Regions from separate parts of the Homo sapiens genome. Here region 1 is linked to region 2. A link is an interaction called in ENCODE POLR2A ChIA-PET data of the cell type or tissue named here. Cell type or tissue: CD4-positive, alpha-beta T cell. All regions are shown on one strand. Links, peaks and the distances in the headings refer to the core of each region. The heading gives the core; the rest is flanking DNA. Region 1 has its middle 27 kb from the start of TTLL2. Region 2 has its middle 3.4 kb from the start of CCR6.

The links. ChIA-PET counts read pairs that join two places held together with the same protein. Peaks named below come from ENCODE experiments on the same cell type or tissue, not always from the same donor. Only the 100,000 strongest peaks of a DNase experiment are listed, where the experiment ranks them.
Region 1: POLR2A ChIA-PET joins it to region 2 with 6 read pairs; 1 of 35 experiments calls an interaction of 5 or more read pairs at or near these places.

The regions. Positions count from the first base shown.
Region 1 is chr6:167,348,987-167,354,361 of GRCh38, reverse strand. No RefSeq gene overlaps it. Among named protein-coding and RNA genes, the nearest start is that of TTLL2, 27 kb to the right of the region's middle. RefSeq lists enhancers at 2,587-2,881, 2,705-3,383 and a silencer at 3,094-3,363. In CD4-positive, alpha-beta T cell, for the core only: CTCF peaks have their summits at 2,597 and 2,796 (motif pointing right); DNase peaks (open chromatin) are centred at 2,851 and 4,031; H3K4me3 peaks cover 1,692 bases; H3K27me3 peaks cover 255 bases.
Region 2 is chr6:167,117,051-167,122,425 of GRCh38, reverse strand. It overlaps a transcript of CCR6 not described here. Among named protein-coding and RNA genes, the nearest start is that of CCR6, 3.4 kb to the left of the region's middle. RefSeq lists an enhancer at 2,921-3,421. In CD4-positive, alpha-beta T cell, for the core only: no CTCF peak of the experiment used is centred there; DNase peaks (open chromatin) are centred at 2,205, 2,555 and 3,395; H3K4me3 peaks cover 814 bases; H3K27ac peaks cover 4,183 bases.

The DNA of each region.
Region 1 (5,375 bases), core at 329-5,328, 230 kb before region 2:
TCTGTCTTTGTATCACTTCCCAAGTGTCCTTGCTTGCTGGGAACACACAGCACCTGGCAGGCTGCACTAGCTCCTAGGCTGCTGCCTCACCTTACAGGCAGGCCTTGGGGATACTGTGGATTTGGTTCCAGGCCACCACAATAAAGCCCATATTGCAACAGAGCAAGTCACACAAATATTTTGTTTCCCCAGTGCCTATAAAAGTTTGGTTTATATTATACTGTAGTCTATTAAGTGTATAATAGCATTATGTCTAAAATATGAACATATCTTAATTTAAAAATAGTGTATTGATTTAAAAAATGCTAATGATCATCTGAGCCCTCAGTGAGTTATAATTGTTTTGCTGGTGGAGGGCCTTGCCTGGATGTTGATGGCTGCTGACTGATCAGGGTGGAGGTTGCTGAAGGTTGGGGTGACTGTGGCAATATCTGAAATAAGACCACAATGAAATTTACTGCATTGACTGACTCTTCCTCTCATGAAAGGTTTCTCTGTAGCATGCGATGCTGTTTGATAGCATTTTACCCACAGTACAACTTCTTTTAAAATTGGAGTCAATCCCCTCAAACCCTACCCACTGCCCCATCAACTAAGTTCATGGAATATTCTAAATCATTTGTTGTCATATCAATAACGTTCACAGCATCTTCACCAGGAGTCAATTCTATCTCAAGAAACCACTTTCTTTCCTCAACCATAAGAAGCCACTCCTGATCTGTTCAAATTTTATCCTGAGATTGCAGCAATTCAGTCACATTTTTAGGCCCCACTTCTAATTCTAGTTCTTTTGTTATTTCCACCTCATCTACAGTTACTTTCTGCAGTGAAGGCTTGAACCCCTCAAAATCATTCATGAGGAATGAAATCAACTTCTTCTAAACTCCTGTTAATGTTGATATTGGTTCTCCTCCCGTGAATCATGAATGTTGTTAATGGCATCTAGAATGGTGAATCCTTTCTAGATGGTTTTTAATTGACTTTGCCCAGATCCATCTGAGGAATCACTATCTATGGCAGCTATAGCCTTTTGAGATGTATTTCTTAAGTAACAAGACTTGAAAGTTGAAATTACTCCTTGATCCATGGGCTGCAGAATGGATGTGGTGTTAGCAGGCATGAAAGCAACATTCCTCTCCTTGCACATCTCCATCAGAGCCCTTGGGTGCATTGTCAATGAACAGTAATAATTTGAAAATAGTCTTTTTTTCTGAGCAGTAGATCTCAACAGTGGCCTCAAAATATTCAGTAAACCACTCTGTAAACAGATGTGCTCCCATCCGGCTTTGTTATTCTACTTATAGAGCCAAGACAGAGTAGATTTAGCATAATTCTTTTTTTTTTTTTTTTTTTTTTTTTTTTTTTTGAGACAGAGTTTGACTCTTGTTGTCCAGGCTGGAGTATGATGGCATGATCTTGGCTCACCGCAACCTCCGCCTCCCGGATTCAAGCAATTCTCCTTTCTCAGCCTCCAGAGTAGCTGGTATTACAGGCACCCACCACCATGCTTGGCAAATTTTTTGTATTTTTTTTTTTTTTAGTAGAGACGGGGTTTCTCCATGTTGGTCAGGCTGGTCTCAAACTCCTGACTTCTGGTGATCCACCCACCTCGGCCTCCTGATTTAGCAAAATTCTTAAGGGCCCTAGGATTTTCGGAATAGTAAATGAGATTGGCCGCAAGTTTAAGTCACCAGCTGCATTAGCTCTTAGCAAGAGACATCCTGTCCTTGGAAGTTTGAAGATAGGCATTGACTTCTCCTCTCTAGCTATGAAAGTCCTAGATGGCATCTTCTTCCAACAGAAGGCTGTTTCATCTACACTGACAATCTGTGGTTTGGTGTGGCCACCTCCATCACTTACCTTAGCTAGGTCTCTGGATAACTTGCTGCAGCTTCTCCATCAGCACTTGTTGCTTCATGTTGCACTTTTATGTTATGGACATGGTTTATTTCCTTAAACCTCATGAACCAACCTCTGCTACATTCAAACTTTTCTTCTACAGCTTTCTCACTCCTCTCAGTCTTTGCGGAACTGAAGAGAGTTGAGGCCTTGCTCTGGATTAGGCTTTGGCTTGAGGGATCCATATCAGCAATAAAGCTGTTTCACTTTCTCGTCATTCATGTGTTCACTGAAGCAGCACTTTTAATTTCCTTTAAGAGGTTTTTCTTTGCATTCACAACTGAGCTAACTCCTGGGTGCAAAAGGCCTTGCTTTCAGTCTATCTTAACTTTGAACAGGCTTTCCCCACTAAGCTTAATCATCTCTAGCTTTCGATTTAAAGTGAGAGATGTGTGTCTCTTCCTTTTACTTGAACACTTAGAGGCCGTTGTAGGTTATTAATAGTGTAATGGGAATAGGGAGGCCTGAGGGGAGGGAGAGAGATGGGGGCAGCTGGTCAGTGGAGCATGTGGAACACACGTGACATTTATTACGTTTTCTGTCTTACGTGGGTGCAGTTGTTGGTTCCCCAAAACAATTACAGAGTAAAATCGAAGATCACTAAGTACAGATCACCATGACAGATATAATGATAATGAAAAAATTCGAAATATTACAAGAATTACCAAAATGTGAAACAGAGATATGAAGTGAGCACAAGCTGTTTGAAAACGGGACCCACAGATGTGCCCCAACGGAGTTACCACAAACTTCCAATTTGTAAAAACAAGTGCAGTATCTGCGAGGCACAATAGAGCAAGGCGCAACAAAACGAGGTCCGCCTGTGCGTGCGAACCCCTCGCAGGGAGGCTGTAAACACAACGCAGGAACATCATGAAAAAGCCCGTTCCGGCGCTGGGCTGCAGAGGGCGCTGTCGGGTAAACAGGTCATTTCGCGGCACAAAGCAGCTCACAGCGCATCTCTGAAGTAACGCGGTCAACGCGGTCAGATTCACCTTTCCAACATGTGCCATGCAACAAACTGGGTCACTGAAAACCGCGGAAGTTTATTCCTCACCCCCCCCCCCGCCCCCGGACCAGGTGGGTTGCGCCCTCAGGGAGCTGAGCCGTCCCCGTGAGGCCCCTTCGCTGCCAGCACAGTTCAGCTGTGCCGTCCCCAGCGCTGCGGTGCCTGTAGCTGGTGTGCGGAGGAATCGTGGTCAGAAATGTGCACACGTGGTCCAGACAGACGGCCCCGTGAGTCTCCGAACAGAAAAGAGGGGGGCGAGGCGGAGTCCTGAAGGCTAGGCTTGCAGAGGCGGGAGAACCAGGCAGGGGGCCACGGGCCTGCGGGGCTCCGGACAGCGACAAGGGCGGCGCCCCCCACCCGCCTGCGCTCCCGGAAGGCCGAGTCTGTCAGCGCTGCCTGCGGTGTGTGGCAGCTGCGCGCTCCTTCCCTGTGGGGCAGAGCTGGCTGGAGCCACCGCCTGAAGAAACTGGGCTCTGTCCTCCGCTCCGGGGAGGGGATCGTGGCCAGTGGATGCTGAGTTCCTTCTGTTGCCTGCCGCAGCCCACAGCGAAGTCACTCTGAAGAGCATCTCGCTGGCCTGCGCTTCTGCTTCTAGGCGGCTCTGACCTTGACACCCCTTTCCTCTTCTGCTTATGCCTTCGAATCCTACATTAAGGGAAATGGGGATCCTGTTTTGAAACCAAATGAGAAAGAACCACAACCCTCAACTTCAAAACACTTCCAGTCTCCTGAAGGTTTTTTAGATTCGGAGATCTCCACCCATTTCCCAGGGTCCTTGAAATGTTTCCTGGAGCCGCGCCTCTCCCAGTGCTCTGGCTGGAGACAGCAGCGGTGGCTGTCTTCCTCCGCGTCCTTGTGAGCACCCAGTTTGGGGTGGAAGAGTCAAAAAAAAAAAAACCCAGGAACGCCCCACCCTGTCGTTCTCAGGGTCCCCCGGCTCCCCCGGGCTTCCTCTCTCCGCCTCTCGTCTTCCTGCGTTTGTCTGATGGGCACTGCCCGAGGTTTCCGGTTGCACCTGCGGGACGGAGGAAAACGCACGCCTGTTCCATCTTCTTAGGAGGGGAATTCTGAGGCTTTTTGAATGACCACCGTGTAGCGCCTTAATTCTCCTTCACTTTCACCGGTTTTGTCTGCCCCACCTCAGGAAGACTGTCTGTGTTCTTTCCTCCATAGCCCGGGCACCGAAGGCACATGCCGTGCATACAAATTTCCTGTCTCGTCTCAGACTCCACGTGAGCTCGTTATTACTTCAATTTAATCTGCGCACGTTTCACCCTAGGAGAGATACTGCCAGATGTGGCAGCTTCTCCTGACAGATGGCCCGAGGCCATTCTTGCCCTAAAACTTCAAATGCTCACATAAAACCATCCTTCCTAACAACACAGGTTTTCCCATTTCTGTGAGGTTGACCTTTACACCTGAAGAGTCATCGAAACCCAGCTAGTGATAAAGAAGTGAAGATTTCAAAAAAACGGAGGGAGAATGGAATCTGGTCTCTGGTTTTCAAGCGATTCCAGTTGCTTGATTTAGTCTCATTGGAATGTTTGAGCATTTGAGGAAAAGGCCCTTAACTCTATTTGCCAAACCCCATAAAGTAGGAGCTGAACTGACATTTAAAATCGGAGCAGCCTTGACGGGCTTGCGTTCTTACTTGCGTCCTTTAAATCTTTCCTGGAACAGAGTTGAGAACGTATAAATGTATAAATGCGTGAAAACAGGCAATGAACAAAGTGTTCATTCCAGTCTCGTGTCTAAATTCCCCGGAACATGTTTTTTCTCCTGCCTTTTCTCTGAACTCCATGCAGGTCAAGTCACAGCCTTTTTTTTTTTTTTCTTTTTTCACAGACTCTCACTCTGTCTCCCAGGCTGGAGTGCAGTGGCGCGATCTCAGCTCACTGCAACCTCCGCCTCCCAGGTTCAAGCAATTCTCCTGCATCAGCCTCTGGAGTAGCTGGGACCACAGGTGCACACCCCCACGCCTGGATGAGGTCATAGGCTTTGTCAGCTGTACCCGCAGTCTCCCTGTGCACCCAGCCACGGTTAGAGGTCACTGTCTTGACCCTGGCGGTGACCCTTGCTCTTTGCAGTTGTGCCACCCACTCTGCATCCCTACTTGCAGCAGCTTAATCTGGCCTCTTTCAAAATAATTTCAACCGACGGTAATTGTATATATTTCTTAGGTACAATGTGAAGTTTTGATGTATGTTTGCATTGTGGAATGATTGAATGAAGCTAAATAACATATCCATTACTTTACAGGCATCATTTTTTCTGTGTGAAGAAAACATTGAAAATCTATTATTTTAGCAATTTCGAAATATACACTACATTATTATTGACTATCGTCACCATGCTATGCAACAGATCACTAGAACTTCTTTTATTCCAGCACTTTGGGAGGCCGAGGCAGGCAGATCACAAGGTCAGGAGTTCAAGACCAACACGGTGAAACCCCGTCTCTACTAAA
Region 2 (5,375 bases), core at 268-5,267:
ATGCGGGTCACTGCCCTGTCTTTAGACATATCAAGGAAAGCAGCTGACGACAAGTCACTCAGAAATTTATTTGTAGATGCAAGTGCTTAAAAAATAGAAAAGAACCCTAGAATCACAAGGCTGTTCGCACCTGGGTTGCTGTGAACCACGTCTCAGGAAATAACAAAAGTTTTACAGACAATAGGTTCGTGATCAATTCTCAGCCAGCCTGATGGACTCACACTTTCTCCACTTCCCAGTGCACTGTGCCTCCCCACCCCCAGGCTGCCCACGAGGCTCCACTGCCCGCTGCCCAGCTCTGCTCTATCTTGACCACACCTCACCTGGGTCGCTCCTTCCTGCAGAGCCCTGAGCTCCACGTCCTCACGCCTGAGTGAGCCTGAGAAGCTGGAGCGCACCCCTTATCATCTCTCTGGGGAACCAGCTAGACACAGCAGGACCTGTGTCCTGCTCAACCCCACTGGCCATTTTCCCGGGTTTGTCCAGGGTCCCCTCCAAAGACTCTGCTGGCCCCAGTGGCTCCCCCTTACTGGATAAAAGAAGGGCCTTTTCTGTTTGAAGTGCTTGCAGACCTATGGTCACGGGGTCCTCTTGCTGCCATCATTCCTCTCCCTGCCTTACAACAATCCTTCCAAACAAAGCCTCTCCTGACTAAGTCCTGGCTGTTTTCCTCTAACAGAGCTCACAACTTCCTTCACTCTGGGTGACCTGTCCCTCCTCCATCTGAGAGAAGCCCTGGGGCGCTCCTCCCCAGTAGTTCACCCCAACCCGAAACCTGCTGATTATTGGATGGCGAACAAAGCAAGACCCTCCCCTCTGCTCTTACGACCCCTCCCCTGCTACCTCAGCTCCATCCCCTCCTCCTCATTTCTACCATCGCCCCTGAGGCTTCTGCTTCCTGTAGAAGGGCTGCCCATAGGAGGAAGAAACAGGCCACCAGGTAACACACCCCTCCTGCGTTCTCAGGTGCCCTCTAACACTGCCCTTGGATGGTCTTGCTTAGCGTGAAGGTAAGAAAGTAAGCCCTTTTATAGATGATTAGCCCTGGCAATGCCTGCCTGGAAAGAAAAGAAAGAAAACGAAAAACAGATTGGACTTTGCTGGGGACCAAAAATGAACATTAATTAAGCAGAAATGTAACGTGTTGAACAAAACCGCGTTGTGTGGCCACGCAGATGCTGAGGGACCCAGGAGGCCCAATGACACCCCCTTCCTTGCAGAACAAAGAGATTCATGGCCACTGTGGGGGCCCCTTCTGTTAGACTGCACAGAGGCAGGGATCTGGAGGTCTCCAAGAGTGGCCTCCTCCCTGCAACACCCTCCCTGCCCCAGAGGGGAAGGTAGTGGATGGAGATTGAGACCCTGCTGCTGACTGGCTCCCAGCCTGGGCTGGTTGCCTTTACTTCGAGAGCTGAGGTGGAAGCTCCATATGGCACTGACCTCTGCAATGTTTCTCATGTCCTTTGCCCCATATTCCTTCTGTAGTTCCAAGTCAAATCTAAATTATATGTCACCCTGAGAAAGCTGAGACCTATTTGGTTTTTAGCTCTCTAAAAATGCCCCTATATTAAAGATCCTCTTAGATCTCACTCTTATTGAAACTTCCTCAAATTTAAAATCACACTGTTCATTTGCATAGACACTGTGAGGTGCATAAAAGGCGAGGAATGTGGCTTACAGTCACATGTTTCATAACAATAAGTTTCCAGGCAGAAAATTCCACAGCAACATCAGAAGTTCATTCCTAAGAAAAGCCAGGGACAGTTTGGTAAATTCAGATAACAGTCATAAGGAGTTGCTTTAAAACTCAACATTGAGGCATTTCTAGGAAAGCCATCTGCCTCTGGCTACAATCCTACAGAGGACACTGTGTACAGCTCAGAATGGGTCACCATGACCGTTTCTCCTTGTGATTGCCTTTAATTCACAAACAGGCTCTGCACACACTGGAGGCCATAGCACACACACTGGAGGCCATGGCACACCACTTTGTGGACATTGGTCATCTGGGTGTCAGTCATCTTTTGAAATTATCAGCAAAGTTGAAAAGATAGTAAATGCTTTGTTAACCCCTAAAGTAACACTCTGTATAAACTTTGAGGAAGTCAATATGGTGAGCTGGTTGGGAATTCTTGCTGAGATACCAGGCAGCAGCAGTGCACCACCTGCCGGCCACATGTGGGAGTCCCCCAGCCCAATCGAGCCTTCGGATGACATGGCTCCCACCCACTCTCTGATGGTACCTGCAGTGGAGGCCCCAACTGAGAAGCACTCAGCCGAGCCCAGTTGACCCCCAGAGCCACAAGAGATTGTAAATAAATCACTGTTAAAGCCACCATGACTCAAGGTGGTAGATAACTGGGGCAGTTTTCTACTCTCATTGTGCGCACAAAACTTCTGAAGTAATGAACATGTTTTTAAAAAACAAAACAAATTAAAATAAAAGCGTCATTTGTTGGTTTTTACAAAACCCTCCCCAGGAAAGCCTAGAGTTAGCACAGGTGCTGAGAGTGGAGGGACAGGAAGAAGAAACCTACAACAATGACAGCTGGCAGGCAGCCACAGGCTCACACCCATTGCAAAAACATAGACTACCGAGCCCAGCAGTGCTTGGATCTGTGTTATGTGGTTTGGATCTATATCTTTTTCTTCATAAAAAAGTTAAAAAAGGCTACTTAACAAATTACATCAGCAAATTCTCTAGTAGGGACAAAAACACATTTTATAGGAGGAAGTACAAGCTGTGCTGACACCTTGAATTTTGGAGTTTACGAAGATGTCAAATGGTGTATCCTTCAATGCTCACTGTATATGCTAATACATTTGGGCATGGGGAGTCACTCTGTGTTATTCTACCCCATAAAGTAGCTGGCCTGAAAATTACTCTCCCAAATAGCCAGGAGAACACCTGTTATAAATTATTTTTCAGATACGAATCATTTTTTCAGATAGTTACTATGTACAGCACACAAGCTACAGAAATAGTTAAAAGTATGCCATTTACTTCCCACCTTTTGGGAACTCATATAGTTGGAAAGTTGAGGCCTAAATACATGACAATACAAGCCACATGTGATATGCAGAGAGCCTACGTGTGACGGATCAGTGAAGAAATGCCACTGCGAGCGTCCAGTTCACAGGAGGGAGCACAGAGGAGCTCCTCCACCTCCAGCATCCTGGACTTCAGGCTCTTCGTGAAAGGCTGGGACTCAGCCAGGAAGGCGACTCAGATCTGACCAGGTAGGCAGGGGGAGGAAGGCAATTTGGGGACAAACAGCATGAGCCTGGGTGGGGAGGCAGAAAGGCACCGAGGTGGAGAGCAGTAAGGACAGGTGGGGGCACCAGCCCTCAGTGGGGAGCTGGGGAGGGTGGCTGCAGGACCGGAAGGCTGGCAGCAATACAAAGACACAGACGTCTGTGGGCCGTGGAGGGACAGGGAGCGAGTTTACGGTAGGGAGAAGAGCAGGTCACAGGGCAGGTGCACCCTCCTCCTGGCGGCAGCCCTGCCTGACATCACAGAGTAGAGAAGGGAGCCGGGACCAAGGGCGTCCAGCATGTGGGGCTGACCCTCGCCATTTCACCCATTCATTTTCATTAATCCTCACTAAAGGCCCAGGGGCCCTGGGGTTGTCATAGTCCTCCTCAAGTGACAGATGAGAAAACTGAAACTCAGAGGAAAAACGCAACTTCCTCAAGTTCATACACCAATAAGTTGAAGAGCCAATCTCAAAACCATGTCATCTGATCCAAAAGTTCATACCTTTCTGGGATACATGTGAAGAGAAAATGATGTGGGGAGATGTTTTGGAAAATATCAGTAAGGAACAAGCAAAAGGGGAATCAAGATGATGCCAAATTTTACATCGGGACAGAAATAGGGAAATCAAACTGAAAGCTTACTTTTTATTTACTAATTTATTTCTACGTAGAAGAACAGTTATAGAAACCGGTCTAAGAGGGAAGAAAATGGATGTCATTGAAGTACCTGGAATGTGAAGAGATTGATGTCTCGTGTAACTGAAAATTCTTGGAGATTCTTGACATGACTTTAGACTCATGTCAAGAATCGAAAGTCACTTTTCAAGTTAACCTCTAGATGTCTGTCTCCTAATCAATACACGAGGATTTTAGATTTGTAAATGATTCATGTGAAGATCGAAGACAAAGTTCATGCCTCACACAGCATTAGGTGCACAGTGGCAGCTTTGTAATTATGATTGTTGTCGTGGTGGTAGAGATGGGGGTGGAAGTTACCACTATTGAGTCATAAAGAGGGGGCTTAGCAAGAGATGCAGGAACGGTCTTGCATGGAGAGGTTGTAATTAAACCCAGAGACGCCGATGGAACTGCTGGGATGTTGGGCTCATGTTTACAAAGCAGAAGGACAGACTGAAGCTGGAAAAGTGACACTTCAGAAGTGGCCAGAGGATAGGTCCTAAAATATTAGTACAGTGTCTTTAAAGAAAAAAAAAAAAAAAAAACAGAAAAGTGCTTATAGGAAACCTGCAGAGTGAAGAATTTGAGCACTGAAAAGCGACCTGCGCGTTTCATCACTACTGTTCTCAGTGCTCTTTGAGACAAAATTTCTTTAAGAATGTCCAAGTGAGAGCTTAACTAAAGGGTTTAAGAAGGAAGAATACATTGAGGGAATAGAGACCACAGGGGTGGAAAACATTAAGGACTGACAGGGAGACTCAAAAAAGAAAATAGAGGCCGGGCGCGGTGGCTCACGCCTGTAATCCCAGCACTTTGGGAGGCTGAGACGGGCGGATCACGAGGTCAGGAGATCGAGACCATCCTGGCTGACACGGTGAAACCCCATCTCTACTAAAAATACAAAAATTAGCCGGGCGTGGTGGCGCGCGCCTGTAGTCCCAGCTACTCGGGAGGCTGAGGCAGGAGAATGGCGTGAACCCGGGAGGCGGAGCTTGCAGTGAGTCGAGATCGTGCCACTGCGCTCCAGCCTGGGCGACAGAGCGAAACTCCGTCTCAAAAAAAAAAAAAAAAAAAGAAAAAAAAAAAGAAAATAGAGTTCCGGTAAGCAGCAAACCCAGGAGACAGGTTATTTCCTTAACTGAAAACAAGCAGGTAACACCTTCCATTCCCTCAGCCCAGATCCCTCGAACACTCTTCTGACATAAGATGCAGCTGTGGTAGGCAGGATGCAGAGGCTGTGGTAGGGAGGGATGCGGGGACGGGGACGGTGGTAGGGAGGGATGCGGGGACGGTGGTGGGGAGGGATAAAGAGGCTGAGGTGGTCGCAGACGCAGCAGTATTCTTGGACACTTTCCATCTAAGCACCCTGAACTCTGGTTTTCTAAGGAGGCTTTGTGCTCAGCCCTCAGGAACAGCGCAGAAGTGGAGAGGAATCAGTG